2 separate regions of the Mus musculus genome follow, and region 1 is linked to region 2. A link is a loop called in an ENCODE intact Hi-C map of the cell type or tissue named here. Cell type or tissue: heart. All regions are shown on one strand. Each heading gives the region's core, and the rest is flanking DNA. Links, peaks and the distances in the headings are about the cores only. Region 1 has its middle 10 kb from the start of Sohlh1. Region 2 overlaps Ubac1 (ubiquitin associated domain containing 1).

Evidence for each region. Peaks named below come from ENCODE experiments on the same cell type or tissue, not always from the same donor. Only the 100,000 strongest peaks of a DNase experiment are listed, where the experiment ranks them.
Region 1: a loop joins it to region 2, with 3 times the contacts of the local background. A loop is called at or near these places in 7 of 42 quality-filtered maps.

The regions. Positions count from the first base shown.
Region 1 is chr2:25,834,120-25,839,497 of GRCm38, forward strand. No RefSeq gene overlaps it. Among named protein-coding and RNA genes, the nearest start is that of Sohlh1, 10 kb to the right of the region's middle. In heart, for the core only: a CTCF peak has its summit at 2,326 (motif pointing right); a DNase peak (open chromatin) is centred at 2,332; H3K27me3 peaks cover 890 bases.
Region 2 is chr2:26,003,822-26,009,199 of GRCm38, forward strand. It overlaps Ubac1 (ubiquitin associated domain containing 1), which reads right to left. Exons shown (of 10, transcript NM_133835.2): 5 at 5,340-5,378; 6 at 5,040-5,148; 7 at 3,898-4,132; 8 at 2,706-2,792; 9 at 1,505-1,643. Among named protein-coding and RNA genes, the nearest start is that of Ubac1, 15 kb to the right of the region's middle. In heart, for the core only: a CTCF peak has its summit at 3,271 (motif pointing left); no DNase peak of the experiment used is centred there.

The DNA of each region.
Region 1 (5,378 bases), core at 210-5,209, 170 kb before region 2:
AGGAAGTCACTGCTGGTTTAACAGCTAATGAAGGCTGGATCTTCTCAGGCAAAGGTGAAAAGGGCCACATTTCAGAGGGTGGGGGTGTGAGGACCCCTTCCTCTGAGGGTGGTGCAACTGCTTCCTCAGGCTAGGTAAACCCTTGAGAATCTGAGGGTTCAGCGTTCTCAGCTTCAACAAGGGTCCTCCCACCCCACCCCACCCCAAGTAACCGGATCCCATGCCTAGCCAATCAATGCCCTTACTTTAACCACCAACACCCTCCAAGGTTGGGGCTTGAATTTCCACTGTAATCCAGCAAACTTTATAGTTGAGTACTTCGGTTTGACTTTCCACACCTTGACTCTGTGGCTGCTGGAGAGAAGATTCTCTTCCAGGGCACACGTGGAAACCTTAGGCTGCTGATGTGCACCTGGGGTTGGTTAGTTTTACCAGTGAGTTCACTGTTATCCTTCATATATTCTGAGATGCTACAACTCTGTGAATTTTATCACGTGGCGCATCCTTTTCGTTGACATCGAGAGGTGTCAAGAGGAGACTCAGGAGATTCGAGTGCATTTGTCTCCTCAAGTTTGTAAAGAGTTCCCACCATAGGCTTTCAGTCCTCTCCGAGCTTCCAGGAGAGGCTTCAGGAACTCCAGGAAAGTCTGTCCCAGACACTTGAAAATCCATCCTTATACTCCTGTTGCTCTAGAACCGCTCCTAGTACCAAAATCTGTATTAGTCTAGGTTCTCTAGAGGAACATGTATATGAAGTTAATTAGAACGTCTTACAGGCCATGATCCAGCTAGTCTAAGTATCCAGTCGTCACTCGTTACAGGCTAGAAGTCTCAGCTGGTCTCTAGTATGTGCTAAAATCCCACAATGTGCAGGCTGCAATGACAGTGAAAGAATCTATTTAGAAACCAAAGAGAAAGCAAGCTTCCTTCTTCCGTGGCCTTTCTATAGGCTGCCACCAGAAAACAGGGCCTGGATTAAAGGTGGATCTTCTCACCTCAAAAGATCTGGATTAAAAGTGAGTTTTCCCATCAGGTGATGGTTGTGCAGGAGCCTTTAATCCCAGCACTCGGGAGGCAGAGGCAGGCGGATTTCTGAGTTCGAGGCCAGCCTGGTCTACAGAGTGAGTTCCAGAACAGCCAGGGCTACACAGAGAAAACCTGGCTCAGAAAAACAAACAAACAAACAAACAAACAAACAAATAGAAAAAGATCTTCCCACTTCAAATGATTTAAGAAAAAACAATCCCTCAGCTGGGTGGTGGTGGTACACACCTTTAATCCCAGGACTGGGGAGGCAGAGGCAGGTGTGAGTTCAAGGACAGCTCAGTCTACAGAGTGAGTTCTAGGACAACCAGAACTATACAGAGAAGCCCTGTTTTGAAAAACAACAACTAAAGAAACAAACAAAAGGAGAGATCCCTTGTAGGGGTTTTACTTAATTCCTGGTGTGGTCAAGTGAGCAATCAAGAAAAGCTATCACAGGCAGCATCCTTGGGCCAGTAAATCCCAACTGTCCCCGGAACCAGGAACAGCAAGAGGTTGCCCTTTCTGCTGATGCTGGGCCAGGTGTTGCTCTGTGGCACAGGAAAGGCCTCTGGGCACCTGGAGATGGAGCTGTTAGAGGAGAGAAGGCAGAGAGTTTCAGCAGGGGCTGAAAGGGCAGGCTCAATAAGGGTGGGGTGATGGAGGTGGCACATCATGAGTCTTACCGAGGTGATCAACATGAAAGGGTGGTGGCAAAGATACAGAACACCTCAGTATTCCCAGCTGGCAGGACCCCTGGGGCGGCACTGTCTCAGTCTGGAGCTGTGTACGCTGATGTGGGTGTGCCCAGCAGGGATGACTTCCCTAAGTACTGTGATGTCTGGGTGGCCATCTTAGGTAGTGATACAGGCCACAAGCCAGGCTATCAGCTTGAGCCCTGAACTCTGCCTGCACATAGGCTGCAGGAGAGCCCCCAAATGCAGCCAGCAGGTATGGGGGTGCAGCATCTGCTGTGTTCTTAGAAAGAACTCTTTTTTTTTTTTTTTTTATCAGACACAAAGGCTGTTGGCCTATGTGATGAAGTCAGGAGAGTTTGGAACCCAGAACTCCTTTCCTGTCCTTTCCTGTATATTCACACTGGCCACCCAAGGGACCAAGGAAACCCAACCATATTTTTTAGCCAGTAAATAGCCCAGCCTGAAATCCAGGACCACCAGCCTGTCCAGCACCTTGGGTGCCCCTGGTCACAGTCTAGGCAGCAGCAGGAGCCAACATGTGTGTGGAGCAGGACCTGCGGAAAGCTCAGGGTCCCTTTTGATACCTGCAGTTCTGAGAGATGCCACAAGGTGGCACTGGCCTCCAACAGTTTACTCTCACTAGGCCTGGTGGACACCTGAGTTTTATCTACGCTAGGACCTGCTTCCTTGGACCATGGCCCAACCCATACTCCAGTCTCTCAGCCACACCTGTCCTCTGTGCAGTTACTCTAGTCCCTCCCCTATCTTCGAAGCCTGACAACACACCAGAACGGAGGTACGTCATTATCACATCTGTGGAAACCCACAGAAAGTGTAAGACTGATAGCAGCCATGGGTGACAATGGCATCTGTAGGCTTAGATTTTAAAACCTACTTTTAATAAGGGTTTTCAAATGCTTCCACCCCCCTTCAAGCCCATTGTTGAAAGGTAGGGGAGAGACGGTGGTAAATGGGACATGGGGGTGTGGACCTGAATAAAAGCAGTTCCTTGAGGCAATTCCAATCTCTTCTTGTCAGGATACCAGCAACCCAGCTCAGTAGTGTCAGGATACCAAACAGGAATCAGCAACAGTGGCATGATCCCACAGAAACAGCCAGGCCTCCACTAAATCAGCACGAGTCAGCAGGAACGACCAGGACCAGCAAGGAGAAGTTCTCTGCTGTGCCTCTCTCAACAAAGCGAAGATCATGGAAGACTCAAGGCCAAAAAAGCATTGGAAGCTAGCTATGCGCGTGCACTCTCCTTGTCACGTGTCCTCCCACGAGTCTTGCCTTAGCAAAACACCACGTGAGTCTGCATCGCCTGACATCTCCAGAAACTTCCACTTCAGACATGCCAGTGTAGGCTCACAGACTGCGATGTATAGGCCACACTAGTGGGGTGTGGATAACGGGGACGCTGCAGAGGCAGCTTTCTGTATGCACTCCTCAGTTTTACTATGAGCCTTCTGCCTCTTCCTGCAAGCATACCTCTGAGATCATCTAAAACCCATCCAGGCCATCGGGGATCATCTCAAAGCCCTGATTTAGTCAACTTCAGATGCTTTTTGCATACAAAGTCACATTGCCACATTTTCAGAGTACTACTCATCAAGACTTGGTATCTTTGGTTCTATTATCTACCCCTACACACAATGGTAGATTAATTAATGGTAGATAAAAAGTCAATAGATGCCAGGCTGTACTGGCACAGATCTTTAATCCCAGCACTGGGGAGACAGAGACAGGTGGATCTCTGCAAGTGAAAGACCCACAATGTGAGGACTCCCCCATGTTCTGACTCAGGAGAAATGGTCTTGATGCAAACTGCAAGAGGTTTATTTGGAAAAGATCAGTGCACTGGGGATGATTCGTATCCCACGCAGGGGTAGAGGAGTTGACCCCGAGCTCAAGGGGTAAGGGCTTTATAAAGGCAAAAACCGCAAACACCTGGCAAAAACCGCAAACACCTGGCATTGGGCTATAGCATTTGGCAAGCTAGCAAGTTTGCATAATGGGGTTTAAGGAATGGTCAGGATATTCTGTACAAACATTTCCTGGAACAATGGGGCAAGTCCTACTACCTGCCATTAGTGAGGTCTATTTTGGACACAGGTCTAGGGGCTTAAATAATTTTTCACTCTCTCTCAGGATCTTTCAAGATCAGTTAGTGGGTAGCTTTACAAATACCAGGGCACCTCAAAAGCCACTACATAGGAATGAAGGGAAGACATTTTGTCCACCACATCCCCAAAGTCAAAAATGAGTCACGCCCAGTCATAGATGCTAATGCTTTCGAATCCTTAGAAAACGATGGAGGGAAAACTCGTGGTGCTGAGCTTGTAAAAGGTTTCCCCTCCACGGACAGCAGAAGTGCAGGCAACAGGAAAGACAAATTGCATCACACAACTGAAAGTTGGAGGCTTTAAAGGATCCTGACGATGGAGTAAAGAAGCAACGGCCTGGGACCACACAATGGCTCACTGGGTGAAGGAGCTTGCAGCCAAGACTGACACCTTGAGTTCCAAACCAACTCCTATGAGTTCTTCTAACCTCCACATTTGTGGTATTGCACACACACACACACACACACGGGGAGGGGAGGAATGGGGAGAAGAGGGAGACCACCACCCCTGGCACTATTCAGAATAAAACAAGAGCCACCTGCAGGCCTGTCAGTCTAGAAGACAAACAGTGCTGCTGCTGATCAAGTGCTGCAGGGTGGCATGAGCCAATCACCTGTGTCAAGTATGAGCCCGTGAGGATGTGGACTGACCTCCTGCCTCAGGTGTGGGTGGCCCTAGCTGACCTCCTGCCTCAGGTGTGGGTGGCCTTAGCTGACCTCCTGCCTCAGGTGTGGGTGGCCCTGGCTGACCTCCTGCCTCAGGTGTGGGTGGCCTTAGCTGACCTCCTGCCTCAGGTGTGGGTGGCCCTAGCTGACTTCCTGCCTCAGGTGTGGGTGGCCCTAGCTGACCTCCTGCCTCAGGTGTGGGTGGTCCTAGCTGACCTCCTGCCTCAGGAGCAGGTACCCCTTACTGACCACCTGCAGAACCAAGTTTGTCATCCTTAAAGCTCCTGACTGCTGATTCTGTCTCCTGCCCTGTGATTTCCACAAAGCATGAGGGTAGGTAGAGTGATGCAAACCCAAAGTCCATGCACACTGGGGCTCTCAGGACAGGGACGTTGGGACAGAGCTGGCAATGCCATTTCTGCTCCAGCCACAAGGTGCTGGCTGGCTAGTTCTGGGCCAGACTGTCGACTCTAACAGCCATAAGATTTTGTTCTTGGGAGCTGGAGGTGTAGAAACCCCTCTAGGTAGATGCCAGGGTGCTAGTTACCATCGTCCTCCGTGCTAGTCAGCTTGGGGGAGGGGCCTTCTGAGGTGCAGCCATTGGCAGGGGGAGTGCTCTGGGTGGGCCCATCGCCTCTCTCAGGATAACGTCCTACCTCCTCCCTCCCACACTGCAGTCATTCATGCTCCATGGCCTGACCCAAAAGTCCTGAACGAAAAAGGCCAGGCCAGCTGAGAGCATCAATGTCACTGTCCACACTTAGAGCTGGCCTCCCACAGCAGGGAGAGCCAAACCAGAGCCACCTATCAGGAAGAGCCAAGAGGGGCAACAGGCAGGGATGTGGAGGGCCCAGCTCATGAAGGTC
Region 2 (5,378 bases), core at 188-5,187:
TGGCAGTCAGTTACAGAAATGGCCTAAAAAGGTGATGCCACCTTTTAAGGCAGGGACAAGTGACAGACAGAAAATATGTATAAGAGTCGCCAAACCCTACAGGAAAGCCAAGGAAGGACAAGTCCTCGGGGCCGTGGTCACACTTGTATGCAGGGGATGATGATGTACGGGAAGGGCATATGAGGGTGCAGAAGGAGTAGGACTAGATGGATCAGACTTCTGCACTCACAGGACTAAAATACTGAGGCGAGGCCCATCTTGATCCAAGAGGCCACATAGCTGGCTCAAAACAAAACAAAACAAAACAAAAACCCGAAACACTTCAAGGGGAAAAAAGTGCATATACACAAACACACAGACAACCTGTTGTCACCCCTGAACAGTTCAGAATCACAGCCATGCTCCTGGCATTGATGTCACATTAGAAGACAGAAGGAATCTATAGAATATAAACAATTCTATGGTTTTTCTGCTGTTTCTTTGAGACAGCGTCTTACTCTTAGCTCAGGCTGACCTGGAAACAGTCTGTCGTTCTCTGAGACTGCAGGTGTAAGCCACAGCAGTCCCCAGGTTCCATTGAAACACCCGAGTGTCTGCACACACTCCTGAGACCAGTACTGTGGACACGGATGGTGACTGCTGTCTGGGGAGAAGCTACCAGGCTGGCCTAGACCTCTCAAGTCTCCTGCCTCCTCCTTCCAAGTGCTGAGATATAGGCATGGCCAGTACAACAGTTTTCAAATGAATGACATGTTCCTAACTATTTAGTTCTATTACTTTCTTGGGTTTTTTTGTTTGTTTGTTTAGTTTTTGGTTTAGTTTTTTTTTTGTTGTTGTTGTTTGTTTGTTTTTTCGAGACAGGGTTTCTCTGTATAGCCCTGGCTGTCCTGGAACTCACTCTGTAGACCATGCCAGTCTCGAACTCAGAGATCTGCCTGCCTCTGTCTCCTGAGTGCTGGGATTAAAGGGGTGCCCCACTACACTGTCATCCTATTTTTAAAGTGGCAGACTTAGGTTTTATTTATATTTTTAGCATTTATTTATTTATTTACTTGGGGGGCATGCACATGCCAGTGTGCAAGCAGAAATCAGCTCTCACCTTTTACCATGCGGTTTCCGGGGTCAAACTCAGATTTGTGAGCAAATACCCACTAATCTTGCTAGCCCCATTATGTGGATTTTTAAGATATATCACAAGTAAAAAGTAATTATCAAAGAAATTCCTTATAAATAATAAGCAAAATCCAAACTCTACTGTCTCCTCGCCTCCTCTTCCCATACAGGCCACTGCTCTGCTCTTCCGAGTCCCCCTCTGCAGAAGCTCATCCCATCAAGGCAGAAGCTGACTCCCAGGCTTTCAGAAACACAGCTACAATGCCTTGCATAAGCCAACCTGCATGGCACAGTATTAGTGCCCAAACCATTTCACTAGCACCGGTCTTGTGGCAGGGAATCCACCCGCCATGTGTTCCTCACCCAAGCTAGCCTAAGTAAACACACATACCTAGCAATGTCTTAGGGTTTGTCAAACCCAGCTGCACCACTGGGTTGTCCAGGATGGCCTGAAAGAGAGGGCTATTGGGATCGATGCCCTGGTCCAATTCCTCAGGGGATGGCTTCCGGTCCCCCAGCAGCCATTCACACTAAAAACCCAAGAACACCAGATGAGCTGTTAGTTCCTTCTCCAAGTACAAAAGGCTCACCTGTCCCTTTCTGTGGCTCTCCAAAAGCCCCCATGGCTGCAATGCCTGGAAGGGGCCCTAACATGTACAAACCTGATCCACATTCAGCTAGAATAGAGACAGAAGGAAGCATCAGTCTGCATTTCTTAGAAGGCCTGGCACTGCAGTTCAATTTGACCACAGCCACAGCCCTGGTCACAACACAGTCCCAAACACCCTGCTTTCTTCAAGGGGATCCCAGTATGACAGTATCTCTCCATAGCAATGAGCCTGGAGAGTCTAGATCCAGAACTGTGTCTCAGCTGTCTAAGCCTTGACTTCACACACAAATGAGAAGGTCATAGAGGCCTCCCTGGATAGAGTCTGCCTGTCAGCAGTGCTATGTGTTCATGGCATGATATTTGATCCCTTTTCATTTGTTTATTTAGGTATTTTTGAGAGACAGGGTTTCTCTGTGTATTCCTGGCTGTCCTGGAACTCGCTCTGTAGAGCAGGCTAACTTCAAACTCAGGGATCTGCCTGCCTCTCCTCCCAAGTGCTGGAATTAAAGGTGTACATTCCACACCCATCCTATGGGATTCAATTTTAACAGCTAATAGTCTGCAGAATGTGCACACAAGGTGCACTGTGGGTCCAGGGTATTCTCAGTTTCTTTTTTTTTTTTTTCTCAGTTTCTATTTGAACCATCTGCCCTAACATTTCATATAAAAAGCACCATCACAGGCTGACAAGATGGCTCAGTGGTTAAGAGTGCCAACTGCTTTTCCGAAGGTCCCAAGTTCAAATCCCAGCAACCACAAGGTGGCTCACAACCATCCGTAACGAAATCTGATGCCCTCTTCTGGAGTGTCTGAAGACAGCTACAGTGTACTTACATATAGTAAATAAATAAATCTTAAAAAAAAAGAAAGAAAGAAAGAAAAGCACCATCACCAACTATGTGTGGAGGTCTTGACACAAGGGACATTCCCAATGCATGCCACATGAGGTACAGGGATGTGAGAGTCTCAAAGTGGAACTCACAGCAGCGTTCTGCTGGTTGTTGTTCACTCGGAGGGCATCAATCACTTCCTTCTCGTCAAAGCCCATCTCCATCAGCGAAATGACAGCCTAAGAGGGAAGAACAGGCTGGTCAGAACCTCGGGAGAGGACACTGCCACCAAAGAGCGGTACCACCGCAGTACAGGCTTCCTTCAGTCAGTCACAGGCAGAAGACAGCATTGGGCACACATGAGGTAGCAAAGAGCACCCGCCCTTAAAACCAGGGCAAAGCAAGGAAATGTTTCATCTCTGCAGCCAAGGAGAGAAGTCAGAGCCTGGGCAGTGCATTTGCTCCTGCACATGAGTATACCAGGACCACTGATGGAATACAGGCCCTAGGTGGCAGTTTTCCTTAGCTGTGTAGATATAAAGTCCCAACCTGGCCAATGGGATTCCTATAAAAAATACAAGCCAGGGGGCTGGAGAGATGGCTCAGTGGTTAAAAGCACTGATTGTTCTTCCAGAGGTTCTGAGTTCAATTCCCAGCAACCACATGGTGGCTCACAACCATCTGTAATGGGATCTGATGCCCTCTTCTGGTGTGTCTGAAGACAGCTACAGTGTACCCATATAAATAAAATAAATAGATCTGAGAAAAAAATACAAGCCACAGATGATACCCTAAGAAAACCATTTAATCAACATGCCAAAATCTAGGGAGCAGGTAGCATGCAGCCTGAGTAGGCTGAATTGTAAGTTGAAAGTGAAAGACCAAAGGAAGAATTAAAACTCCAGCAAAGAACAGGAAGGTGCATAAAGAACACAAAGGGGAGAAAGTATCAGCGCAGTGATGGTAAGGAGACCATAAGTGTGGACCTGCGCAGCTGACGGAAGGCGCACAGGTATCCCACATCCTTGTCCTTATCCAGTAGCCAGCATGATACACTCCTCCTCCCTCACCAGCCCACAACAGTTCCTCTAGCTCTCTGAACACTGGCCACCCAAAGGCACAGCAACAGATGCAGCAGCACTTATAGGGGACACAAGCTTGTATTCAACTTTCCAAGAGATGTCACTGAGCAGGGAGAAGCCACCTAGACGCAAGCATGGATTTTATATATGAGCAGCCAAGTCCCCAGGCCTGAATGAGAACTGCCACAGACTCCAGGCCCCCTGGTTTCCTTGCACAACACACCCACAAACCTAACCTCATACTGAGCCCCCCATCACATACCCGAGCATCTGCTCGAAATTCCTTTTTCCTGCGTATCTTCTTGAAGATTTCTGTGAGCTCATCCCGGGACTCCTCATCTTCAACACTAGTTCCCACAGCAGCTTCAGAGGAGGTGGAGGAGGTAGTGGCTGCAGCACTGGCCCCTGCTTGAGCAGCATGGCCTGGAAGAGGTGTGTCAATAGCTGGATCTTCTGAGTGTTCAATTAGCCACTCCATGGCCTGAGGCACTGACATGCTGGAAGGGGACAAAAGATTCTTAACTCTCCAGGATGGTTACTGAAAACTTTCCTATCCTATGTACTCCAATATGTTTCAACAGAGATAGCAAGACCAGCAGCAGCAATGGTGACATATGATCTCTTGGGATGGAAACCTCCACAAAGCTCTTACCTCAAACCCCCAAGACCCAATAAAACAAGCACAGACACATGCCCAAAACACAAGAGACAAAGGAGTCCAGGTCCTAGGTGCACAGCACAAAGAACACTGTTGTTGACCAGCTCTGCTCTATAGACTTCATATGGGATCCGAGTGAGTATTAAAACCAGAAGTGCAAGAAGACTATTAAGAATCCCTGTCCAGCCAGGAGCAGGTCTGGCTCAGAGCTCTCCTAACTTGAGAGTGCAGGATACATTTACAGAGTGATTTTTAACCCTCCAAACAGCCAGGTATCATGGTTCACACCTTCAATCCTAGCTACTCAGGAGCCTAAGGCAGGAGGACTACATAAGTCCAGGAGTTCAAGTCCAGCATAGGTAACAGAGACCCTCCACACACACACACACACACACACACACACACACACACACCCCAAAAGATCATATATGAAAGCACTTCTGAAGCACAGCAATAAGGTGCCTCTACTAGAACACCCAATTAGAAATGACTCAATGGGATCGGGGAGCTGGCTCCTAGATTAAGATGAAGAGCTCCTGAGTTTGGTTCCTAGCACCTGTGTCAGGCAGTTCACAGCAGTCTGTAATTCTAGCTCCAGAAGATCCAACTTCCTCTCTGGCTTCTATGGGCACCCATACACACATGTACATATACACAGATAAATAAAAATTAAAAAAAAAAGTATGACTCCAGAGATTGGAAGGAGAATCACAGGGAAGCCCAGGGCAAGAAGAAAGCAAGCATACTGGTTCAGCCGAAGGGCCTTTGAGGCTCTGCTCTCAGGAAAGCCCATCTCTGTGAGCTGCCGCAAGGCAGTCTCATCCACTCGCTCATCCTCATCTTCATCCAGCATAGCTGAGGAGAAAGACAAGGCCTGCCATGAGGGGATTCCAGAGTCCTTTGAAGCCCCCCAGCCTCATCAGTAGAGGCTCACCTCACCTAGCAATTACTGACACCAAACCCTCTCCCCCATTAACCAAAGCAGAACTTGCTTTCAGTGTGAGGGCTGGGGACACTTTTAGGAGCAGCCTAGGACCCACGCATACCATTTGCCTTCTTAAACAATTCAACTGCATCGGGATTCA